Linked DNA regions of Homo sapiens: region 2 is linked to region 1. Evidence: chromatin loops called from intact Hi-C (ENCODE). Cell type or tissue: Calu3. All regions are shown on one strand. Links, peaks and the distances in the headings refer to the core of each region. The heading gives the core; the rest is flanking DNA. Region 1 has its middle 13 kb from the start of CLDN16. Region 2 overlaps CLDN1 (claudin 1).

Region 1 (11,590 bases), core at 1,315-9,314:
TTTATCATAATCCTAACCATCCCTCAGGAATAAATATTAACTTTGTGAAGCCCAAATTGATATCTTCAGTTACTCTCCTCTCTTTTTGTTGGACTTAGAATCAGTAACTGGATAGTTTAGTATGTCACAATTAAGCTTTCTATATATTTGATACCTCTAGATGATGTTTATTAGTCTATAACCAAAAAACAGAAGGAAGGAAGGAAGAAAGGAAGGAAGGAAGGGAGGGAAGGAAGAAAAGGAAGGAAGGGAGGAAGGAAGGAAGGGAGGGAAGGAAGAAAAGGAAGGAAGGGAGGAAGGAAGGAAGGGAGGGAAGGAAGAAAAGGAAGGAAGGAAGAAAGGAAGGAATGGGATTCACCAAGTAGAGAATATGTCAGGCTTAGGTCAGCCACTTAGTAACTATAGATTAATAGAATGCCACTCAAGAAGCTTGCAGGCAAATAGAAGTTTAGATAGATAGATAGATAGATAGATAGATAGATAGATAGACAGAGTTGATAGACATAGATAGATCAATCTAGGTCTACAATGTTGAAATACATGTTTCCACAAAATGTTATAGGACCATAAATGAGGAAATGATTAATGCCTCTGGAAACTCATTACAAAAAGCTTCATGGAAAAGATAATGGTTGATGTAGTTCTTAAATAATAAGAATTTCTTAGAAAAGAAGGGAGTGTTCCTAAAGGGAAACATCTTGAACAAAGACAAAGACTTGTGAATGTGCATCACTGTATTAAGAAATGTGTTCGTGAGAAGCATCTTATAAACAACTTAGGAGCAGGGATGCTTTCTTTTGCCTGTGCTTGTACATGCACAGCAATACCAAGTACAGTGAATGTATCATTGTAGATGACCACATGATGATGTTGTTTGTTTGTTTGTTTGTTGAAGCCCAATGAGAATAAAGATTGTGTGACTAGCTTTATTAAATTCTGGGTTTTAATACATATATGTTGAGTGAATTAATAAATGAACAAATGAATTCTATGTGCCATACATTGTGCTAGGCACCAGAAATTCATCAGTGAACAAGATATTCTAGTTGGGGGAGGGTATCCAATAGTATTTAGGCTCTCGATAGATTTTTGCTATCTTTCTATCAGATGAGATATTTTACTGTGAGCATTCTAAAGAGATCCTTCTAAGGTGACCCTGTAATAGTGTAGTTTATTTTGGAATACATTTTACATTCAAGAGGCTAATCATTTTAATAGAAAAATGGACTGGAATTATAGAAACTTGGTTTCAGTCCAAGGTACACTTCAGAATTTTTTAGCTTATATTGTATTGAAATGAAGGAGGTGAAACTTTGACAATTGTTCAGTTGATCTGACCATTATAGAAAGCCAATCTATGTAACTGAGGCTCAACAACAACAAATCAAGTACGTTTCTTTGCTTACGCCTCAAATTTTCAAAGGTCTATAGCCCAGTTTTTGAAGAATTAATGGAAATAACTATCATTATTCCTCATTTTAATCATATTCAATTGGAGTATATAAACATTTGTATTTATTTTTATTTTGTACTACAAGACATAATTAGAAAGGCATCATATCACCATTTTATAGATGACGAAAATGAGGACTATATATTAAGTGACTTATTCAACCTGACACAGCTAGAAAGTGGCAGAATTGGAGTTTGGATCCAAGACAAGCAAAGTAGAACACAGGCAAACGTCCAGTGGAAATTACAAAAGCCAATGTAGATGAGTCAGGGAGATGGAAGTCCTCCCAAGGAGAGTGAGGCCTACTCAAAACTGGCACTTATTCAGGAACAAGTTTCCATTTCACCTGTTACTTGTCCAAACCCTTACTCATCAAGATCCGACAGCAGGACTCATACGTAAGAACTCATCTACCATTGAATAGGATGGAATCAGGGCCTGGCACCCATGATATTTGGACTGCCATCCTGGTTTCATGAAAGCTCTCTGCTGAAACGATGAAGCAAGTCACTTCATTCCCTTGAATTTATCAGTGAAGTAGTTTCAATCATGAGTGATCATGAGTGATCAGCCCTCAGGGAAGCATCACTCATGAAAGGTAGAAGGTTCTATTGTACTGTATATCCTGTTCTCTACATGTGTGAAAACCTTGTGAGTTTTACCCTCCTTTAGAAAGAACTTCTCTCATTTTTGTCTCTTATCTCTCGTCTGCTGATTCTACCTACTGAGACCCTCCTTCATCTTCAAGGATCTTCTCAATTGCTGTCTTCTTGTAAGTGCATTGTGAGCCCTCATTCATACGTGACCTTTTCTTTGAATTATTATTAGCTCTTTGCTTGTTGTAATAATAATTATATAAGAGGTAGTCACTATTATAAGCATGTGTTTAATGGACAAGGAAACAGATGATTGGGGTGGTAACTTATCCCAGTTTTTCCAGTAAGTAAATAATGGAGCCAGGATTTAAACCCAGGTTTGACTGACTCCAGAGAACATGGTCCTAAATAACACTATGCAATATAGACTTCTACTTTGTTATCCCCATATCTTTCTCTGCTAGATTTCTGGAAACTCCTAGTTAAAACTAGAAAGGAGTTTGGAGATACTCTTGTTCAGGAATTCCTTTTACAGATGAATAAATAAGGTTGCAGGCAAGTATTTTCCCAGGATGACAGCTGTTAACGAGAAACCTAAGACTCAAACCTTCTTTACACTTTTAGCTCTACCTGTAAGATTCATAAGGGCAGAGAGGGTGCCCGCTCACCCTCTTATCACTCGCAGAATTTACACACACATCTTGCTCTTAGCAAGGGCTTAAAGAACTATATTTCACTGGAATTTTTTGGCAACCAAAGATCACTAATCAGAAAACAGAGATTTTAGAGCTTTTCATAGTGATTAATAACATACATTGAATACAAACCAGTAACTGTTACTTATTTTCACATCTAAGGAGACTTTAAACAGAGAATCTCAAAATACAGAGTTGTTTTGCTTTGTTTTGTTTTGTTTTACCAGGGACAAAGCTCAACTAAACTTATTTGCAGAGATGAAACTAACGGAGACCCAAATGGAACCCAAGAGTACAAACTCTTATGATAGAAGGATGATGACCATGTGACCTCCATTTTTAGTAAAATGTTTCAACCCAAGAACTTAAACAGAAGTGAAAAAAAAAGTTATTTGGATATCAAATGCATTAGCAGCAGCATTTGCTTGGTGCTTCCTTTACCACATTCCTATCTTTTTAAAGATTCTCATCAATAGCAGAAAAAACTGCAAAGTATGCAGCACAATATGCAGATCTTTCCCAAGCTGGTTCTTCTTTTCCTCTCTAGATTCACTTCTTATGCATCCCTAATATGTACCCTGTTTTCTTGCGGTTCTGAAATGCATACAGTTCCTTTGAACCCAGTAACATTTTCTCTGGCATCCAAAAAAGGCTCTTCCCGTTGCCTGGAAGATTTCTGTCCTTCTCCTTTCCTCACTCCTTCAGCACTTAACTAGCTTCTCTGCCTCTGTCTAGACTCAGGTTTCATCATCCGATAGTTAGTTGATTCTAAAGCCTGTTTGATCACCAGAGTCACCTGGGAATTGCTATTAAACATCAGATGCCCAGATAAATAGTGATTTACAGGCATTGCCATTTCTTAAAATTGAATTACCAGGAGATTCTGAGAAAGAACTGCCTGAGATAGCTTCTCTGAGTCTACCTCTTCCTGTTACATCACTTATCAAACTGTAATTCTCTGTGTCTCTTCTCCTTACCAGGATGGGAATTCTTTATGGGCAGAGAAATGCCTTACATTTCTCTCATGGCAGCATTAGATCAGTGATTAAGTTTGGATACCTAAACGAATACATTCGGTTTGCAAATCATTAGCTTATTTACTCAAATTGTTTCCTCTGCCTACAACATGACCATGTACACCCCTTTATATTCCCGTAACTTTTTCAGACTCTTTTGGTTAAAATTACTCTCTCCTTGCTGTATATTCCTATGGAAGATGCTTTTGTTGATTTTTCTCTCATAACACTTTATAGTTTTACTTATATTTATGTGTTTGTGCATCTCTCCCACCAAGTTCTCAGCTCCTGAAGGTCGGAGACTAAGATTTTTTTTTCAATTTTGTGACTTCTTCAGTAATCATCAACATACCTTTCATTTCTGTTGTTGAATTATCAAAATTTTATATTTCTTTAATTTTCTAATCTTTCATATCATTAATATTCTCAGAATACAATCCTTATGACCATTTAATACTCCTCAGAAATGCGGTTCTCCTGCACAAATGCTAGGGAAAGTCTTATGTGCTCAAATTGGTACAGGATTCTTAATAATAAATCTGTAATTGATAGTTTCAGCACAACATATTCTGAAGTCAATGATGTGGATTCCTTTGAGAATTGTGCCTCAAACATCCAACCCTATTGTTCTTTCAGTTCCAAGCTATACCTAGTAGTACCTGCCACTAAAACAAACAAAAAGTACAAGAGAATAATTGTGCTGCTTGGCAAAAATGGAGGGGGTTACTGGAATTATTCTGCCAGAAGTGATCTGAGATCAAGATACTGGCACAGCAGAGACATACGTTTGAAGCCAGGTGACAACTCAGGGTGTTTTTTTGTGGGGGGAGGGGTGTGAATGTTTAACTGAGAGGCAAGGGTGAAGAGATGAACAAGAATCAGTGAAAGAAGATGACCAGAGGAAAGTAACAATTTAGTTGCAGAAGCCGAATCTTCTAAAAATGGAAAACCTGTGAGGCACTCATTTTGCATTAACCCACAAAAACCTCGCTGGATAGAGGGGAGACTCAAAGGAAACAAACTGGGATCAACAGTAAATGTTTAATAAAGAGATAAGTGAAGAACAAGCAAATGCATTAATGAATATCTGGTTTTACTTACATCTAAAATTTCAAGTAGTACCATAACAACCTGTTTTTTAACCCCCTGCTATCTGCTTTGTGTAGCAATGTCTAAATCTCTCAACTGGAACTAGGATCAACCATAAAACAAATTGGTTTCTTCCTGCATGACCCATAGTCATGTATGAGGTACTTCCTCTTAATTCCAGCATGTGATCTTTTTTCATCTGAGTTCCTGCAATGGCCAATAGCTTTCTCTAGATCTGTAGCCATTCTACACTTGCAGCCTTGGCATTCCAAAGAGCCTAGAGGCTGAAGCAAAATTAAATACCAAGTTGGAAAACAAAATGAAACAGCCTAAATCCCCTTGGTCAGTTAACATTTGCAAAAATGCTGTCAGTAAGTTATTAAACAAAGATTATTTCTTTGACCTTAAGGAATTATATATGAAAGAAAAAAGTAGGGTTATCTTATCACTTCTCCTAAAGTGCATCTCACCAACAGGAGTTTAAACATCCCTTCTGAATAAATAAAAATGAGGGATGAAGTGCAGGAGATAGACAAATAAAAAGATAATTCCTTGCAATAACACACAAGGTACCTTTAAAAGTTTTATAAGTATATGCCTCTTTTTATAAGGAAATATAGTATAGATATAAATCCAAGATACTTGTAAATCTAATGCCATGTAAACTTATTTAACTGTTCCCTATTCTCTACCTTTATTTTTAAGATATCAAGTCCTATTTACTCTCTGCTTATATTCTCATTAGTAATACTTAAAACTAGACCAAAAATAGTAATAAAAATCGGCACACAATACATGTAGAATTTTTGAAATATTGTTTTAGGTTTAGTAGCCTTGGTCTTTTTAAAAACAAACTTTCTTTTTTGTTTATTTTAACTAACAAGTGTTGTTGTTCTTTTTGAAAATAAATGATGGAAAACTGAAGAAGTAAGATTGATAAATGATATGCCTGGATCTATCTAGAAAGCTAATGTCTAGATGTGGGAAAAAACTGAAAACTTAACATGCTGACCTTCACATGCTGTATGTGTTAGATCCAACCACAAGAGAATGGTTTTCCAAACAGGTGGCCAACAACGAGTTCAGTCCTGCAGAGTGATAAAGAATGGATTGTTATAAGGGTGTTAGGGCAGGAAAGGGAAGCAAACACTTAGCTTGCCACTCCCTTAAATGGCATCTTTTATGAACTTTGGCATCCTTTGTAAACTTTTTCTGGTCAAAAGCAATTCATGGAACTTGTTGATAACTTACACATTTGGCCCTGTGCAAATTAAGGGTCTCTGACTCTGCTTCAGGGAAAACCACACACACACACACACACACACACACACACACACACACACACAATGTTTTTCAGGGCTGGAAGGAAAATAGAGAAAACCAATGACTCCACAGATTGATGATTCCATTACTCATATGGTAGACTATTCTGGATTCTTGGAATCTGGAGATTTTTACTTGCATTTTGATCTCTCCAAAACCTTTCTATGACTGAGTTCTATGTTTATATGACATAAAACCCAACGAGCTAAAATTTTGCTGCTTAAAATTCCTCCTCATTTTTTTTTATCATTCAGAAGAAAATATAAGCATTTGGGGCTAAACTTCAGCCACTGAGAAGTTTCTTCCATCCAAATGGAGAAAAAGGGGAATTCAGAAGTTTCCTAACAAGTAAGATGAGTCTTTTACTTGCAAGGGAAATGTATAAGGATCTCTCAGGTCTCTTGCCAGACCACCAAAACAATACTGATCTGTTTTCTTTTTTTTTTTTTAATATGGGCACATTATAGGCAATTTAAAATATATACCACTATCATCTATATTTCCTACATCATTGACTAGCTCTGAAGAATTTCTTCATGCAATAAAAATGCGTCCTGAGCGCTGGACTAGCTATTGGATAATCAGTGATGACTGACACCTGTTCTCTAAGAGCTCACAACCTGTCTTGATAGATTAAATAATCTTATCTTAAATAATGCACAACAGCATTATTTAAGGCAATATAAATTAGTTAAATGCAATGCATTATAACTATATTTGAGGCCTAACCACTCAAACTATACTTAACAAGTTTAGTAAAGAATAGTCTTTCTTACAGCCTTTATGTTAAAAAAGCATTAAGTCAAAATTTCTTTGCAGCTTTTCAAGAAGATTGAGAATCAGAGAACAAATGTATTTGTTCTAAATGAGTTACTCATAAAATTATATGTTCTTAGCTTGTATGATTAATGAAACTGTTCATAAAATGCTGCTGTGGTCGTAGGTGTAAAGTAAGAATTTGCTGGCTAATAGGCCCAGTGACTCCCTGAGGATGAATGAGGGACAAGGAGCAGATTGGGTGAGTCAATGGACTAAGGCTCTAGAAACCCTGCAACCCCTGCTGAAACAGATATTTATTATGTTAGAAAAATCATATCACTGCCTTGAGCCTCATTTTCAAAGTATAAGGAGAAAGGGAAGGGACTTCTCAGCTGTTAAAATTCTTATACTAAATTGGATTTCCTAAATGCTACAAATGTCAGATAAAGAACACCTGAGAGACAGAGCAGGTAGGCTATGTCAGGGACTGGAAGGCAGAACAAACAAAGGGGCTGCCCTTTGAAGAGTCAGGCAGATTATCAGCATGTACAGTAAGGATTCCGACACAGGCAGAAATGCTAGAAGGAAGAAAAAGATGAGGGGTTAAATGGCTGGGGTCAATAGTCAGGAAACAGGAACTGGGCTCCATGGAGCTAAAGATTCAGGCTCACAAAAGCAGATCAGATACAGGTACAAGCCCCTCGTATTGGGAAGACCTTGATACTTAAAGAAGGCCTTTGACAAATGACTGCTTTTATGTTTTCCTTTAAGGAGAGGATTGAAGGAAAGCTAATTTGAATGAAATTGCTAGGGACAAAGGGCCACATTACACAGGTTCACAAATACTAGCTCATTTTTGTTTAACTCATTTATGTATTTATTTTTAGTTAGAGGCCTAGTCTTGCTCTTTCACCAAGGCTGGAGGGTAGTAGGACATTCACAGCTCACTGCAGCCTCAAACTCTTAGGCTCAATTGATCCTCCCACCTCAGCCTCCAAAGTAGCTGGAACTACAGGTGTGTGCGACAAGCCCAACTAAATTATTTTTATTTTGGGGGGGAAGGGGGTCTCAACATGTTTCCCAGCCTTGTCTCAAACTCCTGGCCTCAAGTGATACTACAGCATCAGCCTCTTGAGTATCTGGGTAAACAGGTAGGCTCCACTGTGCCAGGCTCAATACTAGCTCTAATTTTGGTTTGTTTGTGAGGAAACTGGAGTTCAGAGAACATCAGTAAATTTCCCCACTCTCAGGGATGTGAAGGAGCTGGGTGTCTATCCTGAAAGTGTTGGTAATGAGGCTGACAGTGGTGTCTCCCTCTGTTTGCAAAGCTTTCCAAGTCTTGGGTTGAAAAAAATAATTTCCAAATGCTGTCCAAATACAAGACTCATCCTTAGCCGGCCTCAAGTATAGCTAATCCTGCTGGGATGTGACCTAAGTGGGGAGTGAGAAAGACTGTGAGACAGGGCATGGGACCTGAGATAAAACACATCTTACACTGGAGCAGGTGCTCAGAGCCAGACTAAGACACCCTTATATGTGAGGGCAAACAGCTCAAGAAAGAGAGCACAGACGCAAAAACTTATGGTGGCCAAGGGCAGTCAACAGCCCAGCCAGGTAGATGTTCGGTGACCTGGGACAGCAGATATGTGGGCTTCAGTGTCAGGGAATCTGGTGTCTCTCAATTTACATAACCAAGGAAAATGGCAGAAATTTTGGCAGACTGAGCATCTGACTTGGAACTAGGGTTCAGGAATGAGCAAATTACCAGCTGCCAGTTGAATTGGACAGAATATTTATTAATGAACTGCTTCAACAAATATTTATGGATCACCTCCTAATTCAAGGCTTTCCTCCAGCCTGGGATTATATCAGTGAATAAATAGACAAAAATCACTACTTCATAGATCTGACTTTTTTTTGAAGGAAACCAGCAAATAATTTGGGTACCAAGGAACAGGCTGGGAATGTAATTTCAAGAGCAGGCATTAGTGGGAAAATTGAGAACATCAGAGTCTGACCTGATTCCTTCTGCCTGGACTATTGGTCTATGACTTATTAAGTTCCTTCTTAATAGAGATGCACTTGTTCCTATATCCTGGCATGGCAGTGAACCTACGAAGTGTAGGGTTTGGAAGCGTGAGACAGCAGGAAAGTCAGAGAAACTAAAAAGAAATTATCATGAGCAAGCATAACCCTCACATATGTATGACTCATGTATATCTATCTACTTGCCTATATGAGATGTTTAACTGTTGTATTAGTCAGGTTTCTCTAAAGGGACAGAACTAATAGATTAAATATGTATATATTATACTATATATATGTATTAACTCACATGATTACAAGATCCAACAATAGGCCATCTGCAAGGAACAGAACTAATAGGATAGTCCATAGAGGTACAGAACTAATAGGATAAATATATATATATTATACCCTATATATTTATACATTTATATTTGTTTATATAAATTTATATATGCATATATATTTTATATATATATATATATATATATAAAGGTATTAACTCACATGATCACAAGATCCCACAGTAGTTCATCTGCAAGCTGAGGAGCAAGAAAGCCAGTCTGAGTCCCAAAACTCAAGAACTTGGAGTCCGATGTTTGAGGGCAGGAATCATCTAGCACAGGAGAAAGATGTAGGCTGGGAGAATAAGTCAGTCTAGCCTTTTCATATTTTTCTGCCTGCTTTATATTCTGGCCACACTGGCAGCTGATTAGATGGTGCCCACCCAAATTAAGGGTGGGTCTACCTTCCCCAGCCCACTGACTCAAATGTTAATCTCCTTTAACAGCACCCTCACAGACACACCAGGAATCAATACTTTGCATCCTTCAATCCAGTCAAGTTGACACTCAGTATTAACCATCACAACTGTCATGAGTGCACTTAAAATCAAAACACTTTTTTTGCAGGTTGCACATGACGTAGGTTTAGCTCATCATTCAGATCATAGCCATGTGAATTACACCCCTGCAGGTAAGTTATGCACAACAAGCATGGCCACATTTAGAAACTCTAAATTTTTACAACCAAGCCGTAATGAGTGATACTAACTTGGTAGTGATGATAACCAAGATGTATGACACTCAAATCATTCACTAAAATTTGTTTGGAAAATACTAAGTTTAAGTTAATGAGTATGCTCATAAAGTAGGTAGCTAAAGATACAACATAAATTGAGGAAATATTTACTTTACTGTCTTTCTTTTAGAGAATGGCATAACTTTCAGGATTATATGGAAATAGCTGAAGAAGCAAAACCTACACCTAATGATTCACCACATCTTTCAATCCAATCTTAGAGACTTAAAATAGCAGAGCTAGAATGCTTCTAAGATATTTCTTAAAAGGAAAGAGACCCTTTCAACGTTCCAGAAATGCTAGTGACAATTCCAGTTTCAGAGCCCAGGTTTCCTAATGGCCCATTTAGTGCTCTTGCCTTTCTACTACGTTGTCATACCTATCATATAAAAGAATGTCAGCTATTTAGGGTAAAAACAAATGTCCTCTGTATGTCTCAGCCTTTCTCGGAATACAAAATTCGCATTAAGGCTTTTTGCCAATTCTCAGTTTGTGAAAACATCACAGGTTTCATCTACTCAGACCTTTTACTCAAGCAAGGGAAAATAATATTTAGTTCCTCCCTGCAACAAACAAGTCTAAACAGAGCCAGGGCTGGTTTAGTCAGTTTTTCAGCCATTCTTTCGTAAGATTTTGTTTATGATCATTAACTTGAGTCACTGTTTTCCCTAAAGATAAGTACAAAGAAGTATATGAGAAAGTGATTATAAGGACAAAAGACTCAATAAACAAATAAACATATTTATGTTTGTTGACATAGAACGATGTTCATAACACACTTTTAAATGATATAAAACTAATACTAGTAAAGTTTCATTTTTCTAAGATATACATACAATTTCTATTAGAAAAAGACTAGGATAATGTACATCAAATTTATGGAGACATTTCAGATTATTTTCATTGGTGGAGTGGTTTGCTTATCTAGATTTTCTATTCTATAATGAATATTTGTTGTGTAATAAAAATGACATGGTAATCAAATTATAGCAATTTCTCACTGCATGTTCTCTTATGAGCAGCTTCTCTAAACCAGATCAATAAACAATTTCATCTGAGCTCTACAATAGCTTTATGAATCAGTTAAAAGATATGCTAGAACTGGAACCTTAATGGTAATCATTACAGAGGAAAGAAAAGACATGGCTGGGTACAATGGGCCAGTGAAAGTTACCTTGCTTTATTCTGTCTCCTTGGAGGCAGTGACTTTCTGAGTAAGGGGTCTAAATTAGACTTGCATATGGCAGCAGGATTTAATAGTTAGTAGTGACCTAAATAAGTTGAATAACAGTGATATGTTGAAAAAAAAATCTGTCTTTCAAGGAGCATGACACAAGACTGCATAACCCAGAACAATGGAAAGGAGGGCTAATCAGGTTAAGATCTATGACTACCTGTTTGAGATCAGAGGCTGAAAGATGTTTTACAAGACTATCATTTTTGGTCTAATAACACATTATAAACTAAGATGCTTGTTAACATTTAAAGGCAGGGCCTCTACCTATGTATACACTGGGATGGCCTTTAGTAGCAAGCAACAGAAAATCAAAATCA
Region 2 (11,590 bases), core at 2,194-10,193, 68 kb after region 1:
CTGCTTATCCAGCCATGATAATCTATAAAACATTTATTTTTTATCTTCCAATTCATCCAGTTTTTCTGAAGCTTATTGATTGGGGTGTAAAGCTGGTGACTAATATCAAAGATATACTGTAAACCATTTTGATTACAAATAGTTAACATCCAGGATAGTATATATGATTGTTACTTAAAATTAAAATTATCTTAGCAAGGATGAAAATCCCTTAGTAAAAAATAAATATGTATTAGTTCAGCTAACCCTATTCAATTAGATCATTAATTAATTTTCCAGTTGATTTTGAATTTAATGTTGGAAACATAAAATATTGGAGTGGAGGGATCTCTTTTTCATCATCCAGCCTGGCATTTGTTTTTCTGGAGAAGATACTGTATATTGGGTTACCAGCGGAAACATCAGTATGACTGGGGTCTCTAGATTCCTAGTCCAGTTTTCTCTCTTCCATACAACAGTGACATATACTTGGTCTTCTTCCATTTTTCTCTTGTTGGTCCAAGCATATTTTTACATGTTTTAAAATGTTTTCTGCCAGGCACATTGCAAGCAACCCGTGCCTTGATGGTGGTTGGCATCCTCCTGGGAGTGATAGCAATCTTTGTGGCCACCGTTGGCATGAAGTGTATGAAGTGCTTGGAAGACGATGAGGTGCAGAAGATGAGGATGGCTGTCATTGGGGGTGCGATATTTCTTCTTGCAGGTAATAGAGGCTGTGCCCCCCTTTCACCTTACTAACCTGTTCCTGGTATGATTTGAAATCTATTACGTTGGATTCATTATACTTGATTTCAGTCTCTAAGGCAAACTGCAAACATAGACCTGAAGTCCAGTTGACTTTCATGTTCTCAAACACAAACTAAATGAAAATGTGAGAGCTCTGCTCACATCTGACAGGTCTATTGGTTGAAGTTTCAAGTGGCAACTGGTTTGTTAGAACCAGTCTCTTCCAGTGAAGAAAGTTGTTCACTATTTAGCAAACGCTAAGGAGGAAGTTCATGTAATTCAGATAATTCCTATGGTGTCTCCACAGATACTATGTGGAAAAGATGGGGAGTAGTGAGAGAAAACACAAGAATATGTGAACCCTTCAGGTCTGTGAGGGATGGAAGGATTGGGATTATTGGAGAAAAATAAGGATAGCATTCCAGCTGGGCAGATCTAATTCGAGAATAAACAGGATGTGCCTGTAGATCAATGAAAAGAAAGGCCAACTGGAGTAGAGGTGGCCTGTTGGAATGGTCAGTTTAAAGCAGTTAGGAAAAAAAAAATACAGAAATACCTTTAAATTTTTTTGATAAAATAATATTATATTTTCCATTTAAAATAAATACGTGTTTTTTAGGCCAGGTGTGGTGGTTCACGCCTGTAATCCCAGCACTTTTGGAGGCTGAGGAGGGCGGATCACCTGAGGTCGTGAGTTCAAGACCAGCCTGGCCAACATGGTGAAACCCCATCTCTACTGAAAACACAAAAATTAGCTGGGTGTGGTGGTGCACGCCTGTAATCCCATATACTCCAGAGGCTGAGGCATGAGAATCACCTCAACTCGGGAGCCGAGATCGCACCACTGCACTCCAGCCTAAGCAACAGAAGACTGTCTAAAAAAAAAAGAAAAAAGAAAAGAAAAGAAATATCTGTTTTTTAATTCAAGTGTTGATTGATAAGTTACATTATGTGTCATTTGAGAAAATCAAAGTCAGAAAACATGGACAGCATTATTTCAAAGCTTTATAATAATGCCTATTTAAAAAATTATAGTGTATGTATACTTACGTGTGTATATGTACATACATATGCAATCTCTCTGTGTGTATATATATATCTTTATATCTATACACTGTGTTATATATGTTGATAATCTCCATATAAATTATACAGCTATAATAATAGACTACTATATGTTCTCTATATTAGGTATTAGATGCATATATTATATATGTAGTATATTATAGTATATTATTTTAAAAAAATAACAGATATAATTAATGATACAAATCTACTAATAGAAAAAAACTAGAATAGACTTTATTTTCTTATTTTCTTTTTGACAGAAGACTTGTAGGGGCTTTTGCTTCAGTATAATATGTCAGTTTAACCAGTAATTGAGGAAGAGTATCTGTGGCTTTGCTAAAGATGTGGTTAGTTTAAAATGACCAGTCTCTCAGTTTACCCAAATACAAATTGACTCCTCTCTGAAAAGGCATGGATAGTGTCTTATTCCCAATAATTTACTCTTATATCAAAGGCTGCGAATAGTAATCTTTGTGGCCATCGTGGCATGAAGTGTATGAAGTGCTTGGAAGACGATGAGGATGAAATGCATTGCATTCTTCCTTCGCTTGCCTTCTTGTAACTCCCACATGTGACTGCATCACTCCTATTCCAGTTTCAGGGACTTCTCTTAGGAGTAAGCATCACAAGTTCAAGACCATTCGCATGGTCTATTTGAGAAGCCAAAAGCAATAGTGTTTTCTGTCATGTCTAGAGGCAATTACATTGGACCATGTTTTTGGCTGGGGAGAGACAGTAGCATAGAAACATCTAATCTATCTATATTGATGAATACTTAGAATTACTACAAAAAAGTTATTTAACTTTTTTGATAAAAAAATGAAGTATTTTATACATCTTATAAATGATTAAGTGAATGATTTTGACTAAATGATTTCTCTGCTATCATTGAATATAAAATGCCATGGGAAATTGAGATTGGGTTGCATAAATTGATCTGATGTGGCACCCTCAACAAATCTCAGGCCAACCTATACCTATATCAGGTATTCCCTTGGCCAATGGGGCAGTAGTAATGCAGGTATTCTGGTCCATTCTGAGACATGTCCTGATCTCACTCTATCTAGCTGCTTGCATTCCTTTTGACTCTGCAGAAATGTAAATTTTGAGTTTGATCAAGAACATAGAAGAGTTTTCATCTTCCCCTTTTGCAAGTAATTCTACCTGTACTAATAATGACAATAGTTTTATCAAATGTAGTTTAGTATCCTAATGTATAACAGCATATTTAAAAGAGATTTTGTACAACATACACCTGCCTAATTGTTTCCAAAAAAGAATTATTTGTGCCAAGATATCATAAAAAAGTATAAATTTTGTCTAATGCCAACCTAGTATTTTTTTATATTTTAATAGATACTTGGAATAAATCATATCTGGACTTCTAATCTCCCTAATACCAAAATAAAAATGTCAACACTATTGATGAGATTTAATTCTTGCAAAATATGTTTTGGTTTAACAGGTTGTGTATTTAGGCTCAGTGTTCCATGGTGATTAACAGTCTTTTGTTTTGAATTTCTATAGGTCTGGCTATTTTAGTTGCCACAGCATGGTATGGCAATAGAATCGTTCAAGAATTCTATGACCCTATGACCCCAGTCAATGCCAGGTAACGCTATTCAGGCGTAAAATAGTTTGTTTTCTGAGAAAATGCCCTTTTTATATTCTACAAAGTCCTGCTAGTGCCATCATTTCCCAGATTTGCTTTCAAGAATTTTATGTCAAACCTACAAACAATTTAAATGATCTCTGACTTATGTCAAAATGAGTTTGATAATTGCTTTAACACCCTGTATTGATGACAAAATACCTTCCAAAGTAGAAAAGTTTCAAGCTCTGTGCTTTTCAACTGTATAACTGGGCTTTCTTTTGTTTGTTTTTTCAAATATTAATAAAGATGTTAATATATTTGAAATTTCCTTTTTGAAGTGTATTCTGATGTTTACAACACCTACCTAAGATTATTTGTAACTAATGCACAGTTTATGATTGATTGAGAAAAATTATACTACTATAGGGGTTAATGAATAATACTTCATTCCCAACAGTTCATTTTTACACGTAAAGCTATTATGTATGTTTTTAGTATGTTCAGATACCACCTTGAAATTTTTTGTTCTTTCACAACTGTAAAATTGGCTTTACAAAGGTCATCTTTCTTAATACTGCAGGTTGTGCAAGTTGAGCTGATTCTTAGCTCTCGTGTAACAACATTCTTTAATCAGAGACGAGGCTCTTCATCTCACTGTCTTCACATCTTTAATGCCTAATAACTACATTCAGTCAGGATGTTAAAATATAATTATTGTTTGTTGAGTGCTTAGATGAATGGATGAAAAACCTCAGTGTTTGGAGAGATAAGATGTGTTTCTTTTTATATAATCACCCACATATGGGAGAACACATACTGCAATGGTTGTGTTGGAGCCCATCCCATAAGATTTACAGTGTAAGAATAGAAACTGCTAGAGGTCAGTAGGCTAAAATTTCGCCAAGGTAATAACACCAGTAATGCACAGGAAAGCACTTTATAAATTGCCAGCCATTTTGCAATTGTTATTTACATTATTGCATGTGATCCTAAAAGCAGTCTATTGAGGCAGGTGGGATTATCCTGCTTTGAGAGTAGGAGAAACTGAGGCTGAGAGGTGAAGTTGCTATCCCAGAATTGCAGCAGTTGAGAGTCTGCATCAGGATTTAGACTTGGCCTTATAACTTATAGAACCAACCCTTCTCTACTCTTCCGTATTGTCCATAATCACTCACAGATACCCCACCCTAAGTGTCTGCTTTAATACATCTGCCTGGATCAGCTTAATCCAGAATGGTTCATGGGCTGCTTAGAACTTTTCTTTACAAAACCATAAGATTTGGATTTCAGATTGTATAGGTGCCTGGGACCAATGGATCATCTGTTCAAAGCTCTGATTATCTCCATTATGCTCTATCAGTTTCTTTATAGAATATGATTACTACTTAGTGATAAAGCTTCCTTTGCTAAGTTTCAGCCTAGGAACCATGATCCAAACCCTACTTCTAAAACATATAAACATGCTTTACAAGTATCCTATATATGGAAAAGTCCTTGGAATTATTTGTGTAATTAACCTGGTATTACATGTGTTATTTCCTGATCTACTATTGCAAATTGTCACCAATTGCAATATAAACATTCTTTGGCGTGTATGTTCAGAAATCTTAAAGTACTTCCCAAGGGATATTCAGGGGTTATTTTCAATGAAAAAAATACAATGAGTATTGATTTTTTTTCCTTTTATTATATTAGAAAAGTTGCCAATAATTCACTGATTAACAAGCACATGGGTTTTTCCTTTTAGGTACGAATTTGGTCAGGCTCTCTTCACTGGCTGGGCTGCTGCTTCTCTCTGCCTTCTGGGAGGTGCCCTACTTTGCTGTTCCTGTCCCCGAAAAACAACCTCTTACCCAACACCAAGGCCCTATCCAAAACCTGCACCTTCCAGCGGGAAAGACTACGTGTGACACAGAGGCAAAAGGAGAAAATCATGTTGAAACAAACCGAAAATGGACATTGAGATACTATCATTAACATTAGGACCTTAGAATTTTGGGTATTGTAATCTGAAGTATGGTATTACAAAACAAACAAACAAACAAAAAACCCATGTGTTAAAATACTCAGTGCTAAACATGGCTTAATCTTATTTTATCTTCTTTCCTCAATATAGGAGGGAAGATTTTTCCATTTGTATTACTGCTTCCCATTGAGTAATCATACTCAACTGGGGGAAGGGGTGCTCCTTAAATATATATAGATATGTATATATACATGTTTTTCTATTAAAAATAGACAGTAAAATACTATTCTCATTATGTTGATACTAGCATACTTAAAATATCTCTAAAATAGGTAAATGTATTTAATTCCATATTGATGAAGATGTTTATTGGTATATTTTCTTTTTCGTCTATATATACATATGTAACAGTCAAATATCATTTACTCTTCTTCATTAGCTTTGGGTGCCTTTGCCACAAGACCTAGCCTAATTTACCAAGGATGAATTCTTTCAATTCTTCATGCGTGCCCTTTTCATATACTTATTTTATTTTTTACCATAATCTTATAGCACTTGCATCGTTATTAAGCCCTTATTTGTTTTGTGTTTCATTGGTCTCTATCTCCTGAATCTAACACATTTCATAGCCTACATTTTAGTTTCTAAAGCCAAGAAGAATTTATTACAAATCAGAACTTTGGAGGCAAATCTTTCTGCATGACCAAAGTGATAAATTCCTGTTGACCTTCCCACACAATCCCTGTACTCTGACCCATAGCACTCTTGTTTGCTTTGAAAATATTTGTCCAATTGAGTAGCTGCATGCTGTTCCCCCAGGTGTTGTAACACAACTTTATTGATTGAATTTTTAAGCTACTTATTCATAGTTTTATATCCCCCTAAACTACCTTTTTGTTCCCCATTCCTTAATTGTATTGTTTTCCCAAGTGTAATTATCATGCGTTTTATATCTTCCTAATAAGGTGTGGTCTGTTTGTCTGAACAAAGTGCTAGACTTTCTGGAGTGATAATCTGGTGACAAATATTCTCTCTGTAGCTGTAAGCAAGTCACTTAATCTTTCTACCTCTTTTTTCTATCTGCCAAATTGAGATAATGATACTTAACCAGTTAGAAGAGGTAGTGTGAATATTAATTAGTTTATATTACTCTCATTCTTTGAACATGAACTATGCCTATGTAGTGTCTTTATTTGCTCAGCTGGCTGAGACACTGAAGAAGTCACTGAACAAAACCTACACACGTACCTTCATGTGATTCACTGCCTTCCTCTCTCTACCAGTCTATTTCCACTGAACAAAACCTACACACATACCTTCATGTGGTTCAGTGCCTTCCTCTCTCTACCAGTCTATTTCCACTGAACAAAACCTACGCACATACCTTCATGTGGCTCAGTGCCTTCCTCTCTCTACCAGTCTATTTCCATTCTTTCAGCTGTGTCTGACATGTTTGTGCTCTGTTCCATTTTAACAACTGCTCTTACTTTTCCAGTCTGTACAGAATGCTATTTCACTTGAGCAAGATGATGTAATGGAAAGGGTGTTGGCATTGGTGTCTGGAGACCTGGATTTGAGTCTTGGTGCTATCAATCACCGTCTGTGTTTGAGCAAGGCATTTGGCTGCTGTAAGCTTATTGCTTCATCTGTAAGCGGTGGTTTGTAATTCCTGATCTTCCCACCTCACAGTGATGTTGTGGGGATCCAGTGAGATAGAATACATGTAAGTGTGGTTTTGTAATTTAAAAAGTGCTATACTAAGGGAAAGAATTGAGGAATTAACTGCATACGTTTTGGTGTTGCTTTTCAAATGTTTGAAAACAAAAAAAATGTTAAGAAATGGGTTTCTTGCCTTAACCAGTCTCTCAAGTGATGAGACAGTGAAGTAAAATTGAGTGCACTAAACAAATAAGATTCTGAGGAAGTCTTATCTTCTGCAGTGAGTATGGCCCGATGCTTTCTGTGGCTAAACAGATGTAATGGGAAGAAATAAAAGCCTACGTGTTGGTAAATCCAACAGCAAGGGAGATTTTTGAATCATAATAACTCATAAGGTGCTATCTGTTCAGTGATGCCCTCAGAGCTCTTGCTGTTAGCTGGCAGCTGACGCTGCTAGGATAGTTAGTTTGGAAATGGTACTTCATAATAAACTACACAAGGAAAGTCAGCCACTGTGTCTTATGAGGAATTGGACCTAATAAATTTTAGTGTGCCTTCCAAACCTGAGAATATATGCTTTTGGAAGTTAAAATTTAAATGGCTTTTGCCACATACATAGATCTTCATGATGTGTGAGTGTAATTCCATGTGGATATCAGTTACCAAACATTACAAAAAAATTTTATGGCCCAAAATGACCAACGAAATTGTTACAATAGAATTTATCCAATTTTGATCTTTTTATATTCTTCTACCACACCTGGAAACAGACCAATAGACATTTTGGGGTTTTATAATAGGAATTTGTATAAAGCATTACTCTTTTTCAATAAATTGTTTTTTAATTTAAAAAAAGGATTATTGGCTTGTTTTCTAATCATTTATTGCAAGATTGCCATTCTTGGTAGAGGAGGTGGCTTGGGACAGGATCTGACTCACCATGATCCTGGGAAAGAACTATGATGCCTCTGGCCCATCTATCAAATTTGAGTGGCTCCACCCACTAGAATGCCCTATTTCTCTCAAATTGAGTTCCTCATCAAGGGTGGTAATAGAAGAGGATGCCAGGAGATGTTACTTAATACTTTTTCTCATCTATAAAAAGGGGACATACAATAATAAATGATAAGATATGAAGATATTTTGTGAACTATAAAGCACTGTGCAAACTTAAGTGGCTTTGTTCCTCACAAAGGTGGAAGAGTGAAAGACAGCTGCTGGAAACCCATTATTGTTTCTGTAATGATGATGATCAAAACTACTCCATAAGGATGTGATGGAACTCATTCACTCATTATCTTAAAGTATCAATAACTGACACAACCTTAAGTGTGGCCTGTTCCTGGACAATGTTCATATTGAGACCAGGCTTATAAGTAAAGGCTTGCAGCTCTAATGTGGAGTCTCAGACATTAGCATGATGGGTGAGGTGCAAAGATCATTGCCAGTCAATTTGACTTGAATTCTCCTTAAATTAAGCAGATGCATCAGAATTCTCACTCTGTTTCTACAGAATTTAAATATCTGAAGGTAAGGCCAAGGCCAGCAGAAGTTTGAAAGGCAATAAAGTATCTTGGTGCTCCTGAAAATAACTAAAGGAAAACTTGGATTGTGAATCATACCAAGTAGATATCACCTCTGTGTGAGCTCATCCTTATCTGAATGCCATTGTTCTTCAAACCTTTCCTCCTCTTGTTTAACACTTTCTATATTTGCCCAGATCAAGAGAAAACTTCACTTTGTCCCCATATTCCCACCTTTTTCAGCCTGTCATTATTCCTAGTATGATCTGGTTGTGTATATTTCCTTCATTTTACATGTGGCTCACGTGTAATGTCTCTGAATTTCCTTCTTTCCTCATTTCCCAAAAACCCCATTTACCCCCAGCCTGCCCTAAAATCTCTTCATTTAGCTGGTATCATGCAACTTTGATAGAAGTCATTGCAGCTTCTAGGGTTATGTGGGGATGGCTTGTTGAGTCCTAAAAATAGGCAATCAGAGAGTTTCTCAATGCTGAACCTCTGGAAACTCTGGAAATCCCTTGGCAGTTGGCACACTCCACTTCTATTGATAAGTTTTCCAATATGGTCATTATCAGCAATTGAAAACTAGATATGAATTTATTTAATTAATATTTACGGGACACCTATCACAGGGCCAGCCTCATTAAATGCAGGCAGGGTAAAGTAGCTATGAGATGAGTAAGACCTTGTCCTGGGCTGAAGCAGTACAAAGGATGTTAGGTGGAAAGAGAAGTAAACTTGAAACATAGCACTCGTTCTGCCACTGATGAGCCAGGTGAGCCACGGAGATCTCCACCCAGTTTCTTCATTCATAAAATGAAGGCCTTAGACCCATGCAGTGGCTCTTAGCCATAACAGCATGTTAGAATCACCTGGGAGCTTTTGAAACTTCCCAATTCTAAGGCCTCACCCAAATCAAAGGAATCAGAACCTCTGAGAGGAGAGTCCTAGCAGGAGCTTCCCAGAGGATTTCAACATACTGTGTGGATTGCAAACCACAGGCCTATGTCATCTCTCAGGACCAACCTTGTCCCAAACATTTTCTGAGTAACACCCATCCAGGCACTTAATAGATTTGCTGTCAGTTCACCCTTTCCCTAATGTTGTTGCTTTATTTTCTGGTTCAGGATTGGGGCTTTTTTTTGTGTTTTGTGGGGAAAAGGAGGAGTTAAAAGCAGGTGGTCCTTCAGATGCTTTTGTCATGTTTCTTTGGCAAATGATCTTCTTTCTTGCCTTTCTCTATTATTTTTAATTTACCTCCAAAGAATAGTCAATAATACAAAGTAAATACTGTTTAAAAGAACAGGTTTCTTTTTATCAAACCATGTGAGTTCAGGAGGGTAAGTTGTTATTTATAAAGTGGAGTCTGAGTTATTCTCTTTAATGTGCAATTTTCAGGAGAGTCCTTAGCTAAACCTTAAGCTTGCTTCATTTATTTTTAATTGAATAGCATTTCTGTGATTTTAGTTCACTTATTTCATTATTTTTGTAATTTATTGCTTTGTTCCCCTTTTCCAAAATAGAAAAAAAAGTGAACACACACCCAAACCCCCCCACACACCAATTTAGGAAAGATAAAGTTTGAAAACTGTGCTCAGATCTCTTAACTGAGCTGACCTGGGATAGAACACATTGCTATGCTGAAGAGGCTTTTACTTCTTTTTGGAAATCATTTTTGTCAATTAAGTTTCCTGTTTCTATTAATGCTGTGCTTTTTCTAAGTGTCTATTGCTGCTGCTTGACTCTATTTAAAAAATCCAACAGCCTATAGGTGATCTGGGTCAAGCAGACATCTAGATCAAGGGTGAGGAATAGCAGAGAATACTTGCTGGAAGATGAGAGTGAAATACAGCAAAGATATATAAGCTTCAATGCAGCAAGGGCAGTGGTTTTAAAATTATTTTTTGTGATAATTTTTTACCACAATATGTATTTATTTGATAATAAAATTAAAACTTATTAATGAAGAAAGTAGAAAAATACAGAAAAGTGGAAATAAATATTTTAAATATTATAATAGTCATATTACCCAAAGGTAGAACTTTCAAATAATTTGATGTGATTTCTCTAGCCCTTTTTCCTTTCCCAGAGATAGGCTTTGGGGTTTATTCTTATTTTTTATTTTTTTACAGAGCATCATGTAAAAATAATTTTGACTTGTGCTTTATTTTCCATTTCAGTATATGGTAATATACTCTTACCAGACATACTTTCTAAACATAGATTGATTGTTTGATTCATATATATATATATATATATTTTTTTTTGAGACAGGGTTTCACTCCTGTTGCTCAGGCTGGATTCCAGTGACATGATCTCATTTCACTGCAACCTCCACCTCCCAGACTCAAGCAATTCTCCTGCCTAAGCCTCTCAAGTAGCTGTGATTACCCACACATGCCACCACGCCCAGCTAATTTTTGTATTTTTTTCTAGAGATGAGGTTTCTCCATATTGCCTAGGCTGGTCTCAAACTCTTGAGCTCAAGTGTTCCACCCACCTCAGCCTCCCAAACTGCAGGATTATGGGCGTGAGCCACCACACTGGCCTCACATAATATTTTTAAGAATCTAACATTCGCAGTATATTTTCTGCAATAATGGAAATGGTGCCCCTGGAGTTGTGCAACCCAGCAGCCATGAATAAAATAGACAAAAATTCCTTTCTTCCAGGAAGTTACATTCTAGGTAAGGAATGCAGATAATAAAATGGATATACTAATTATATAGCTTATTAAACAGTGATAATCCTAAACTAAATAGCCAAGAACTATTGAGAAGGTTGGAGGAAGGTAACAGTTTATAATAATGTGGCAATGGAAGTCTTCAATGAGAAGGTGAAGTTTAAGAAATAATTTAAAAGAGATGAAACAAATCAAGTGGTACCTGGTAGGAAAGTATTCCGGAAATAACATATGCAAGTTCCCCAAGGTAGAATCACGTACAACATGTTCAGAAAAGAGCAAAGGGGCCAACGCAGCTGCAATGAAGTAAGCTAGGAAGATAGTATTTTAAAATGAAGGCATAAAGGGAAAGAGATTTAAAATATATAGGA

The links. A loop is a pair of places that touch in the nucleus more often than their neighbours do. Peaks named below come from ENCODE experiments on the same cell type or tissue, not always from the same donor. Only the 100,000 strongest peaks of a DNase experiment are listed, where the experiment ranks them.
Region 2: a loop joins it to region 1, with 5 times the contacts of the local background. A loop is called at or near these places in 3 of 110 quality-filtered maps.

The regions. Positions count from the first base shown.
Region 1 is chr3:190,368,875-190,380,464 of GRCh38, reverse strand. It overlaps a transcript of CLDN16 not described here. Among named protein-coding and RNA genes, the nearest start is that of CLDN16, 13 kb to the left of the region's middle. In Calu3, for the core only: no CTCF peak of the experiment used is centred there; DNase peaks (open chromatin) are centred at 4,584 and 6,034.
Region 2 is chr3:190,301,985-190,313,574 of GRCh38, reverse strand. CLDN1 (claudin 1) reads left to right here. Exons shown (of 4, transcript NM_021101.5): 2 at 539-703; 3 at 3,322-3,406; 4 at 5,136-7,868. The coding sequence ends at 5,298. It also overlaps a transcript of CLDN16 not described here. Among named protein-coding and RNA genes, the nearest start is that of CLDN1, 15 kb to the left of the region's middle. In Calu3, for the core only: no CTCF peak of the experiment used is centred there; DNase peaks (open chromatin) are centred at 6,124, 6,934 and 7,974.